Linked DNA regions of Mus musculus: region 2 is linked to region 1. Evidence: chromatin loops called from intact Hi-C (ENCODE). Cell type or tissue: left cerebral cortex. All regions are shown on one strand. Links, peaks and the distances in the headings refer to the core of each region. The heading gives the core; the rest is flanking DNA.

The links. A loop is a pair of places that touch in the nucleus more often than their neighbours do. Peaks named below come from ENCODE experiments on the same cell type or tissue, not always from the same donor. Only the 100,000 strongest peaks of a DNase experiment are listed, where the experiment ranks them.
Region 2: it touches region 1 in a loop (4-fold over the local background); 3 of 42 quality-filtered maps call a loop at or near these places.

The regions. Positions count from the first base shown.
Region 1 is chr10:66,811,926-66,817,299 of GRCm38, forward strand. It overlaps Gm40678 (a long non-coding RNA gene), which reads right to left. Exons shown (of 3, transcript XR_871772.1): 2 at 1,071-1,194. Among named protein-coding and RNA genes, the nearest start is that of Gm40678, 15 kb to the right of the region's middle. In left cerebral cortex, for the core only: CTCF peaks have their summits at 2,068 (motif pointing right) and 2,738 (motif pointing left); DNase peaks (open chromatin) are centred at 1,139 and 2,816; H3K27ac peaks cover 276 bases.
Region 2 is chr10:66,571,707-66,577,080 of GRCm38, forward strand. No RefSeq gene overlaps it. Among named protein-coding and RNA genes, the nearest start is that of Gm40677, 62 kb to the left of the region's middle. In left cerebral cortex, for the core only: a CTCF peak has its summit at 3,341; DNase peaks (open chromatin) are centred at 3,343 and 3,624.

The sequences.
Region 1 (5,374 bases), core at 98-5,097:
GGGTGTTTTAAATTTTCTTTGAGAGGAGGGGTTGCCGGGGCAGAGGTGAAGGGACTGAGAGAAGAGAGGGATTGGAGTGAAGATGGGAAATTCACAAAGAATCGGTTAAAAAAAAAGTTGAAAGAAAGAAAGCATCGGTAAAAAGTTGAAAGAAAGAAAGAAAGAAAGAAAGAAAGAGAGAGAGAGAGAGAGAGAGAGAGAGAGAGAGAGAGAGAGAGAGAAAGGAAGGAAGGAAGGAAGGAAGGAAGGAAGGAAGGAAGAAAGAAAGAAAGAAAGAAAGAAAGAAAGAAAGAAGGAAAGGAAGGAAGGAAGGAAGAAGGGAGGGAGGGAGGGAAGGAGGGGGAGGGAGGGAGGAAGGAAGGAAGGAAGGAAAGAAAGGAGGGAGGGAGGGAAGGAAGCTGAGCAGCAAGCTATCAAGAGCAAGGCAGTAAGCAGCATCCCTCCATGGCCTCTGCATCAGCTCCTGCCTCCAGGTTCCTGCCCTGCTTGAGTTCCTGTCCTGGCTTCCTTCAGTGATGAGCTGCTATCTAGAAATGTCAGCAGAATAAACCCTCTCCTTCCCATGTTGTTTTGGTTATGTGTTTGTCATCACAGTAATGGTAACCATAAGACAAGCCTCAAATTTTGTAAACATTCCAAAGACACACAAAGAGAAAAGGAAGGAACATGGCTTCCTATCTGCCACCTTCCTTCTCCAAAGCAGTCCCTGCTCCTTCATCCTGGTGACTCCTTGTTGGAAGTTCATAGTGGGGACAGAGGCCCCATGCCTGACCTCGAGGCACTCGTATGTCAGATGGGACCCGTGTCTGGCAGATACCAAAGTGTTACCTAGAGACCCAGCAGGCCAGCAACTGTTTCCAGACCAGATCTGCATTTACTTCCAGTTCTGAAGGTCATTTGATGGACCGCCCTCCAAGAAAGCCATTGTCTATCGTTTAAAAGTCAGAATCCCTCTGCTGCTTAGCAACCCAGTTACAAATACAGGTGGAGATAAGGGGAAATCATTGCATTCAAGTTCCCCCACACACCGCTCTGCAGTGTGCCCCCAAACAGCCAGTCCCCGCAAATACCTCATCCTCCAGCGTCCTGAGCATTGGCACGAGAGACATTCAGCTCCTCACAGAGATCCTTCCTCAAGGCTGGAGAATATGCTGACACCGTCCTTGTCTTTAACACGATGACTCAGAACCCAAGCTGTTGAATTAGAGCCCAGATGCAGTGACTTTGGACAAGTATTTCTTGATTTAAATAAGGGGGGGGGGATAGGGGCCCCAGAGATGACTCAGTTGTACTTGCCCTACAGGTAAGGAGACCTGAGTCTGATACACAGAACCAGCCTTTTAAAAATGAGAGTGGTGGTACACACTTTTAACCTCAACTGTGGAAAGGCAGAGACAGATGGATCCTTTGGGTTTGCCAGACAGCCATCCTGGGTGAATTGGTGAACCCCAGGTCCCAGTGAGGGACCCTGTCTCAAAAAGAAAGGAAGGAAGGATGGATGGATGGACCCCTAAGGGACAGCGTCTGAGGTTGTCTTCTCCTCTGACTCCACCTGCACTTACACATGTGTGCACATGCATCCTCTGTTAGTGTGCTAAGACCCTTGGACCAATAGCAGTTTAGGGGAAGAAAGGGTTAATTTGGATTACTCTTTCATGTCAGAGTCCATCCCTGAGGGGAGCCCGAGCAGTAACTCAAGCAGGAACCATGGAAAAACTCTACCTGCTGACTCACTAGTGCTTCTCGTTCTCCCTCCCTCCCTCCCTCCCTCCTTCTCCTCTTCCTCCTCCCTCCCTCCCTCTCTCTTTCACAGGCTCATGTTCAACTAGCTTTCTAATACAACCCAGGACTACCTGCATAGGGAATGGTATCACCCACAAAAGGCTGGGGACTCCTATATCAATTCTCAATAAAGACAATTCATCACAGTCATGCCCAGTCTAACCTGATAAAGGCAGTTACTCAGTCGAGGCTCCTTTTGGGGGAAAGATTTTATTTCATAATTATTTATTTTTATTTTATATGTGGGGTATTTTGTCTACAGACCTCTAAGCACTGTGTGCATGCAGTGCTCTCTGCGGCCAGAAGAGGGCGTCAGATCCCTCGGAACTGGAGTTAAAGATCATTGTGGGTTCTGGGAACAAAACCCGTTTCTCCAATCCTGATAACTCCCTTTTCAGGTGATTCTACGCTGTCTAAAGTTCACAGTTAATGCTAACCAGGCCACCCTAATACAAATGCACAGTCTCACGCACAAACACACAATCAGTCAATAAGAGAAAGCAGTTAACACCCACTTGAGAATGCTGGATATTTCTAAAGCACTTGGCCAAATGATACACTTGGGAGATAAACAAAGGGGAAAGGTGAATTAGTGTCGCACACGTTGCCACCAGCTCTCCTGTGGGAAATAATCCAAAAAAAGAACAAATTCAAAGATGTGGGGCAGTGGCAGCTCCTAGGGAGCACACCTTTCCCGGGGTTCTTTATACTCGCCCCAGGGTAGCCTTAAATCTGGAGGTGCAATCGCTCATTCCCCAGAGAGATCACAGCAAAGCAAACACTGGACTCGGGCCAGGATTTCACACCACCGTAACAACTTAGAGGCAAAGGGGAACTTTCTCAGCAGCCTCCGGTCAGCTATGAGGAAATACCTCTCATTTTTTATCTCCCAAGAAAAGTTTTCTGAAAAACTTGGCGCCTGGAGGAGAGTCTTAGCGGTGTTTGGAGATTCATCGCCATCTAGTGGCTGCTGAGCCACATTGCAGGACAAACGTGACGGAGAACAAGCTCTGCAAAGAGTTTCTGCCTCCCAGGGTGCTGCAGCATCTCTCTCACCGGGAGTCTTGCCAAGAATCGACAGCTGCGGACCATCTAGGAGGGGAGACGATGCTATTTAGGCAACTCCCGTTTTAAAACGTCAAGATAGAATCCCACGCTTCATGTCTTCTCTTTCTGAATGCATGGTTCTCTTTTTGAGGCTTTTGACCTTGATAGCTTCTTGGAGACTGTTATAGATTCACACACAGGGTGGCTATGAGTGGGAGCCCTCGTGGGACTTGTGAGCCACCACAACGTGACCCAGCACACATGTCGGTCTTCAGCTCACTCTTGAGTCCTTAGTCTCTGTTTCCGGAAAGCCCACAGCCCCTCACCCTTATCAGTCAGTACTCTTTAGTCTACCCAAAGCCTACCTCCACCTGACTTCTGAGATCCTCTCTGCTACCTGACTCTTCCACCTTGCTCTCCCCTGCCCATGCCCTCAGTGCCAAAGCTCCCTCATGCTTAGATCGTAAACACAAGTCTTCAAATGTTGGTACGCATCAGTGCTATCTGCGGCATCTGTATTGTGGAAAAGTCCCCCGGAGAGTCTGTTATGTACCAAAAGATGAGATGTACCATCTCCTCCTCCTCCTCCTCCTCCTCCTCCTCTTCTTCTTCTTCTTCTTCCTCTTCCTCTTCCTCTTCCTCGGAAGTTTTGCTCGCTCTCCTTGGTCAGCGGCTCCACGACCACCCATTCTGACAGTTTCCCCCTCTCCTTCTTCACAAGGCTTTTGCTTCCCCCTCTCCTTCTTCACAAGGCTTTTGCTTCCCCCCCCACCCTTCAATCCCCCATTCCCAATACTGTGGGTCTCCCTTCTCCCTGGATGAAGAGAGCTGAGTCGCAGAAGAGGGTTGCCCGACTGCCTGTAGAGAACGGACGGAAATGATGTCATTCTGAATCCCAAAGGAGAAAGGAGACAGATGAACTTTACTCGGGGTGAATCAAGGGTTATATGGTTTGGGGGCATGGGGAGTAGGAATATCCAGGGTGGGCAAACATCATTGGCTGAAGGCTAAGGTACTGAGATGCCTCATTAGCATGGGGAGGGGCTCCAGGAATCTCAGCTGCGTGCTGAACAGGTTCTTACAGGGAGAAAGGAAGCTGTAATCTAACCAAAGCTATGTGACATTCCGAAGGTAGAGGGTATAGGGGTTTCGAGCTCCCCAGATAAGGTCAGAGAAGAAGCCCTACCATTTGGCACGGAGCTCAGGCCTTTCCAGTAATGTCCGACTTCAACCTTAATTAGCAGGGTTTCTCACACTGATACAAAAGCTGCAACAAAATCCCTGGCCAAAAAAAAAATCTTAGGAAAGCAGTTTATTTTGGCTCTCCGTTTGGGAGTACATCCTGTCATGGGGGAAGGCTTAGTGGTGAGAGCCCCTCTTGCCACAGTGACAAGAACACCAGGCAGTAGGTCACATTGCCTCTACAGCCAGGAAGCAGAGAGAGAAGCATGCGGGTGCCTGGTACAATCGCTCCTTTTTATTCAGTCCTGGACCCCAGTCCAAGGATGGTGGCAGCCACTTTCAGGGTGAGTCTTTCTTCCTCAGTTAAACCTGTCTGGAAACTCCCTCACAGAGTTTCTCAGGGGACTGTCTCCCATGTGATTAACTAAACCCAGTCAAGTTTGATGTGTTTATACAAAGATAAAGAAAGGGGGAATATGTTCTATGGAGGTGTAGTCAGGTATGGGGGAAGGGGGTGCCTCGGTGGGCCCATGCTGAGGCATCCCTTCCCCCTGAGGAACCAGCCACACGTTATAGTATAGAATAGAGTTCATTCAGGGCATGGGGAGGGGAATCAAGAGGCAGAGAACAACACAGAGACAGAGTGGTGAAGCAGAGGCTGGCCATGAGCATGTGGAGAGAGGGGGGAGGGAATGAGGAGGGAGTGGGAGCAGGAAGGCAAGAGCAAGAGAGGAAGAGCGAGGAGGGGGCAAGCAGCCCCCCCCCCTTTTTTGGTTTGTTGTTGTTTTGTTTTGTTTTTGAGACAGGGTTTCTCTGTGTAGCCCTAGCTGTCCTGGAACTCACTTTGTAGACCAGGCTGGCCTCGAACTCAGAAATCCGCCTGCCTCTGCCTCCCGAGTGCTGGGTGGGCCACCACGCCCGGCTAGCAGCCCCTTTTATAGTGAGTCAGGCACACCTGGCTGTTGCCAGGTAACTGTGGGGCGGAGCTCAGACAGAAGGCTAGCAAAGTTGGCAGTCAGCATTACCCATCATGCCTAGCAAAGCTACTTCCAAGTTCAAAAGTCTTACAGAAGCTTCCCACTTCACCCCTTGTCACTCTTTGGCTGAGCGCTGCTGTGTTCTCTGAGCACCCTGCTGCGTCTTCGTCTTCGGAACACCACCATCTCTTCCTCCCCAACCAGAGGGGGAACACCGAAACTAACTGCGTTTGACTGACGAATGTGCTCAGGCTTGTGAGACGACTCAGTAGGTAGAGGTGCCAAGTAGTAAATTGCTGCCAATCCAGACGACCTGAGTTCTGTCTCTGGCACTCGCGTAGTTGAAAAAGAGAAGAGACTGCTGCAAGTTGTCCTCTGACCTCCAC
Region 2 (5,374 bases), core at 286-5,285, 240 kb before region 1:
TGCAAAATGACTCTTTACACAAAACAGATAAATGCATACACAAAAGCTGAGAAACCAGGCAGTGTTTACAACTGGGATAAAAATTAGTGTTTACAACTGGGTTCAAAAGCAGCCCCACCTAAGGTCAGTTTATTCTTAGAAGCCAGGGCCCTTGCCATAGTTCCAATTCTACTCTAATGTATAATCCACCTTCCTCCTAAGCCATTGTAAATTCCTGTGTATGGGAGTGAATCAGCTGTTATTCTAAGTATTTATTCTAGTTCCTTCTTAAACCACAACCTTCCTTCTTCCTAGGCCATTGTAAATTCCTGCACATGGGAGTGACTCAGCTGTTATTCTAAGTGAATTTGTGGGGGACTTTCTTCTATTAAGTAATGCAGTCTGCCATACATAACTATAATAAGAATTCTAAACTTACTTTGCTAAGCTTGCCCTGAAATTTCTAATTCTATGTAGTAGATAGTAATGCCTGATTTCTTTTACTATCTCTCTGTCAACACTGGAGGCTTTTCGTCTGAATGAGTAGCATTCTTACAAAATTCAAAGCCCAAGGTTGGTTCAACGATTTCCTAGGATATTGGAACGTTGGTGAAGGCTAATCTAACTTAGCTATATGTTCCTTGGAGGCACTTATAATAAAACAATATTGAAGGAAAGCACACAGATCCATTCACCAACTGATGTAGGGACAAGTTTGGAGCATTCGTGCTACAGGATGCCGAGACTCCAGGAGACTCCATGAAACTTTTTGCCTCAGAACTTGGTCCAAGATTTTGGGCCTGTCACTCAGTTTTCACTGGAGTGGGTGTGGCAGGGAAAGAGAGAAATTGAGACTGGAAGTTCACCTAGTAACATCTTAAACATCAAATGGAAGCCACCATTAACCATAAGCCTTAATTAGTTTTCCATGCCTCTGGCCTAGAGATAACAATTACACTTCCACTGATATACACTGGTAATCATTATTATGAGCTGTAAAATGACCAATAACTCCATGTCCCATGTGCCATTGTTAAAGGGGAATGACAATAAAACTCATACCATACCAAACCCTAGAAAGTCAGGGACTGTCACATCAACCAGTGAAGAGTCATCTGGTTTTTTAAAGGTGCTCTCTCTACGCTGGATATACCACCAGCCTGTGTTTGAACAGCCATTTCAGATCTCTTGGGCCAGAAAACGAACATCAAGCATTTAATGGGTCTCTTGGATTCATTTTTTGTTGTTGTTTTCATTGTAAGTGCTTCAAATTACAAGAGCAAATTGGGTGTTTGCAAGGTGGGAGCTAAGAATGGGTCATCTCTGAAGCATGCAAGACCACAATCACCCCAGTCTCCTCTGCCACTCAGCCCTTGTTCCTCACAGCAAGGCTGTCAGGCCACTCCCTCACATTCATCCATCCAAGCACACCCCAGCATCTACACCTCCAGAGAGAGCTTGATGTTCCCTGAAGAGACTCTCACACAACTGGCAGCTTGCTTTTCTCACCAAACAGATGATAAGCAAGTTTGCAGCACTTTCTTCAAGATGGGGGGATTGGGGGGAAGGTAGGGGGTTGTTGGAGTGGAGGTGGGAGATGGGGGATGGACTCATGTCCATCCCCCATCTTGAAGAAAGTGCTATCTCTCTGTGTGTGAACACACAGCAGAATACCACCTTCCACTCTTTTTTTCTCTTCTTTTCTTGCCCCTCCTCTCGCCTTCCCTTTTGTCTCACTGTTCAGGGACCTCACATTGACAGTCAGATATGCACTCTTCTGCCTTTTTCCTTGTGTCCCGAAATAGAATTAAGTACTTGTTGCACCCATGCTATCAGATAAGATTCACCATTCATGGTGCCCCTGAGAAAGGAAACCTACCCTAGTAAAAGAATCTACCCGGATTCCTCAACTGAGAAATGGAGATCCAAAAATCTACATTCCAGTCTAAAGCTCATCAAGAAGTAAATTTCCCACAGAGGAAACATTCGCCTCCACTTTGGTGGCGATGGAACAGCGGTTTAGGTAATAGTTTTAGGTTAGACAAAATACGAACGGAAACTAATCACCACATCAACTTGTGAACTGAATTCACTCACCAATAAAATTTAAAGTAGTTTAAATTCAGCAATTTTCCCTGCAGGTTCCCAACAGAAGCAAATACAACGTGATGGTTTATGTTCACTGTCAACTTTACTAGTTTAGAATCACCATGGAAACATGCCTCTGGGCATAGCTATTGGGTGTTTCTAGAAATATTGAAATGAGCAAGGAATATTCACCCTGAATGAAGATGACGGATGACATCCTATGGGTGGAGTCCCAGGCTGAAAAGGAGGAAGTGAGCTGAGCCCCAGCATGCATCTCTCTCTGCTTCCTGGCTGTAGGTTCCTTGTGACCAGCTGCATTGGGCTGCTGTCTGCGGCTCCTACCGCCATGAGTCCATACTATGACCTGGACTCTGGAACTGTGAACCAAGACAAACCTTTCCTCTTACATCACTTTCTGTCAGGTATTTAGTTATAACAATGAAGAGAATAACTAATACAGGTGGTCTAGAGAAATCTACGGCTATAGTGCTGACCAGGATTATGAGACTATTATAGATCCAAATTAGGAAGAGTTGGAACATAGAGGTAAAATATTAAGCAGGCAAATTATGTGGATTGTGTAGCTGGCTATTTGTAGCAATGACTATCACGCATATTTTGTCAATGGCCTAACTAATACCTTCCCAAATGTCTTCAAGGACATAGCCTGTTCCCTTTTACCCTCTTTTGTGGTTTCATGGCACTCCATGAGGAAGAACAGTGAAAGTCTATGCACCATTAACTTACAGATTGGGATATTTAGTGGATAGAAAGGTGGTGTGTCATCCATTATAGAACTTAAAGACAAATCAGAAGCCCAGCAGGATTGTCTGTATCAGGTATACAAGTATACTGTGCCCTGGGGCTGGGGGAACGGGTCTGGGTGCAAAGGACTCAAGAGTTAGGCCAAGTTTGATACATTCATCTTGGAGAAACCTCTGGGATCCAAAAGAAGCTTAAATGTATGACAAATAGATGTGGTGGGGCAGGGCACTGGCAACAAAAGCAGAAGTCTATATGGGGTACCTGTGGGTCCCCAGTAAAGAGCAGAGACAGTCACCCAATAAGGAAAATCCTATTTAAAAGACACTGTAAGGTTCCCAGACCACAGATGTGTGCTCACTTCTGACCACAAGAGTACAATGCAAAACTGTGAAGGGATGCCAACTGTGGCTTGGGAATGTAAAGTCAGTTCAAGATTGCCTGGGCTCAAGGCCATTCCTAGTCATTAACACATCTTGAAAGGGGTTTGAGACATGCAGAAGCAATTCCTCAAGTCTCTGCTGGCACCTACAGTTCGAGATAGGAATAGCAAAATAAAATCAGCAGGCATGAAAAGCCTACTCCAAACTGACCTACATTCGTGCTATTATATTTGCATAATTTTCATGTATGCATTCACACACACACACAAACACACACACACACACACATGGGGCCATTTGATATGTAGAGTTTACACAAGGCATCGCTTTCATTGAATTAAACTGATTCTAGGTTTGGCACTTTTCCCACGGTAAGCCAGTGTTGTCGAAATCAGATTTGTCACTTCATTAAACCTGAGCATTAATAGTCCCACCGCCTTCGGAGACATCTTTGTGTCTCGCTGAACCAGTTTGGAATGTCAGGGTGAAGAGACAAGTACTTTAAAGGATGGAGATGTTACAAATGAGACGAATTGCAAAGGCTTCTGTCTATAGAGTGGAAAACGTGACAACAATCTCATAGTGGATGAAGGGTAATTTAGTTAAGTGCAGTCTGAGCTTGAACGTTCTTAATAATTCCTGGGCTGGACATTATACCCACAACTTTAAAGGTGGTGGGAAAGTAAAGATTATCAACTAAAAGCATCATGGACACAAGCTTCTGGAAATGTCTAAATGAGGGAGTCTCTGCATTGAGTTGAGGTAGGAAGACCTAACCTAACTGTGAGCTCTTCCATGGGCTGGAATCCTGACCTGAATAAAAAAGAAAAGTGAGCATATATTCTCTCTCTCTCTCTCTCTCTCTCTCTCTCTCTCTCTCTCTCTCTCTCTCTCTCTCTCTCTCTCTCTCTCTCTCTCTCTCTCTCTCTCTCTCTCTCTCTCTCTCTCTCTCTCTCTCTCTCCCTCCCTCCCTCCCTCCCTCCCTCCCTCCCCGCCTCTTGCTTTTTCTCCCTCTCTCCCTTCCTCCTCACTCTCTCCCTTCCCCTTCCCCCCCTTTCTCCCTCCATCTCTCTCTTCTCTAGCTTTTCTGCTCTCTTGCCCTCTTACTCTCACTCTGTCCTCTCTCCTGATTGCAGATAACAAGCTGTCTGTTGGCCAGCTTCCATCCCTTCCTCACCAGGGTGGATCTTCTTCCCCCAAGAAATGATTAGCCAAAAAGAACCTTTCCTTCTTTGAGTTTGCTTTGCTTCTGGTGATTTCTCATAGCAACAGGAAAAACATGAAACAGAAGACCCAAGGCTCCCTTCCTGCAATAACAAGCATTATGTAGAACTTCCTGACCAATGTTCATTTTTTAAATGATATTTAAATTTTACTAACAGTACCCTCCCCCGAAAAAAAGATAATTCCTCTGGAAGATAAGCTTTTCAGGTGAGCAGACTTTTGGTTGCAGGGTACAGGTCTTGACACTTAACTCTCACCATGAGGTCTGTGCCAACCAGCTCATAGCAATTCCACAGTGGCCAATAGATAGTTGCATTTTGTTGCTATGACAAAACGCCTGGCAAAAACAACTTAAGGAAGGGGAAGGTTTATCTTGTCTCACAGTCTGAGGGCTCCGTCTTTCCTGGCATAGACGTCATGAAGGCAGGAGTTGAGGTATTTGGTTGTATCATATCTGTCTTGTGGAAATAGAGAAAGATGAGTGTGCATACCTACTTCATTTAGTTCAATTGACAAAGTCCCTCAAAGCCCCGTAGATTTGATTCCAAGGTCACTCAAGGTCCTTTCCAGTTCAACATGAACCAATCCAGCCAAGAGTCCCCAGCCTGGGGCTGGAAGGAGCAAAGCCAGGCCATGTACAAGGATTTTTGTGCCACACCCAAATTCCTCCAATGAGAGAAGAGATGAACCCACATATCTGATTATTGCCATATTGAAAAGTATAGCATTATTTTTACATTAAAAGAAAATATTATGAAATATTCCAAGTTAACAATAAGTTCACTATTCCCCTGTGGGTCTTCCTGCCTCCAACCACAACATATGGAAAAAGAGGCAAGGATCCCAATACAATAGCACCATACAAGCTGACAGCAACTCCTTCTCAGAAACTGCATCATTTCTTGTTGATAATCTGTGGCACTTTAAAATAAAATGGC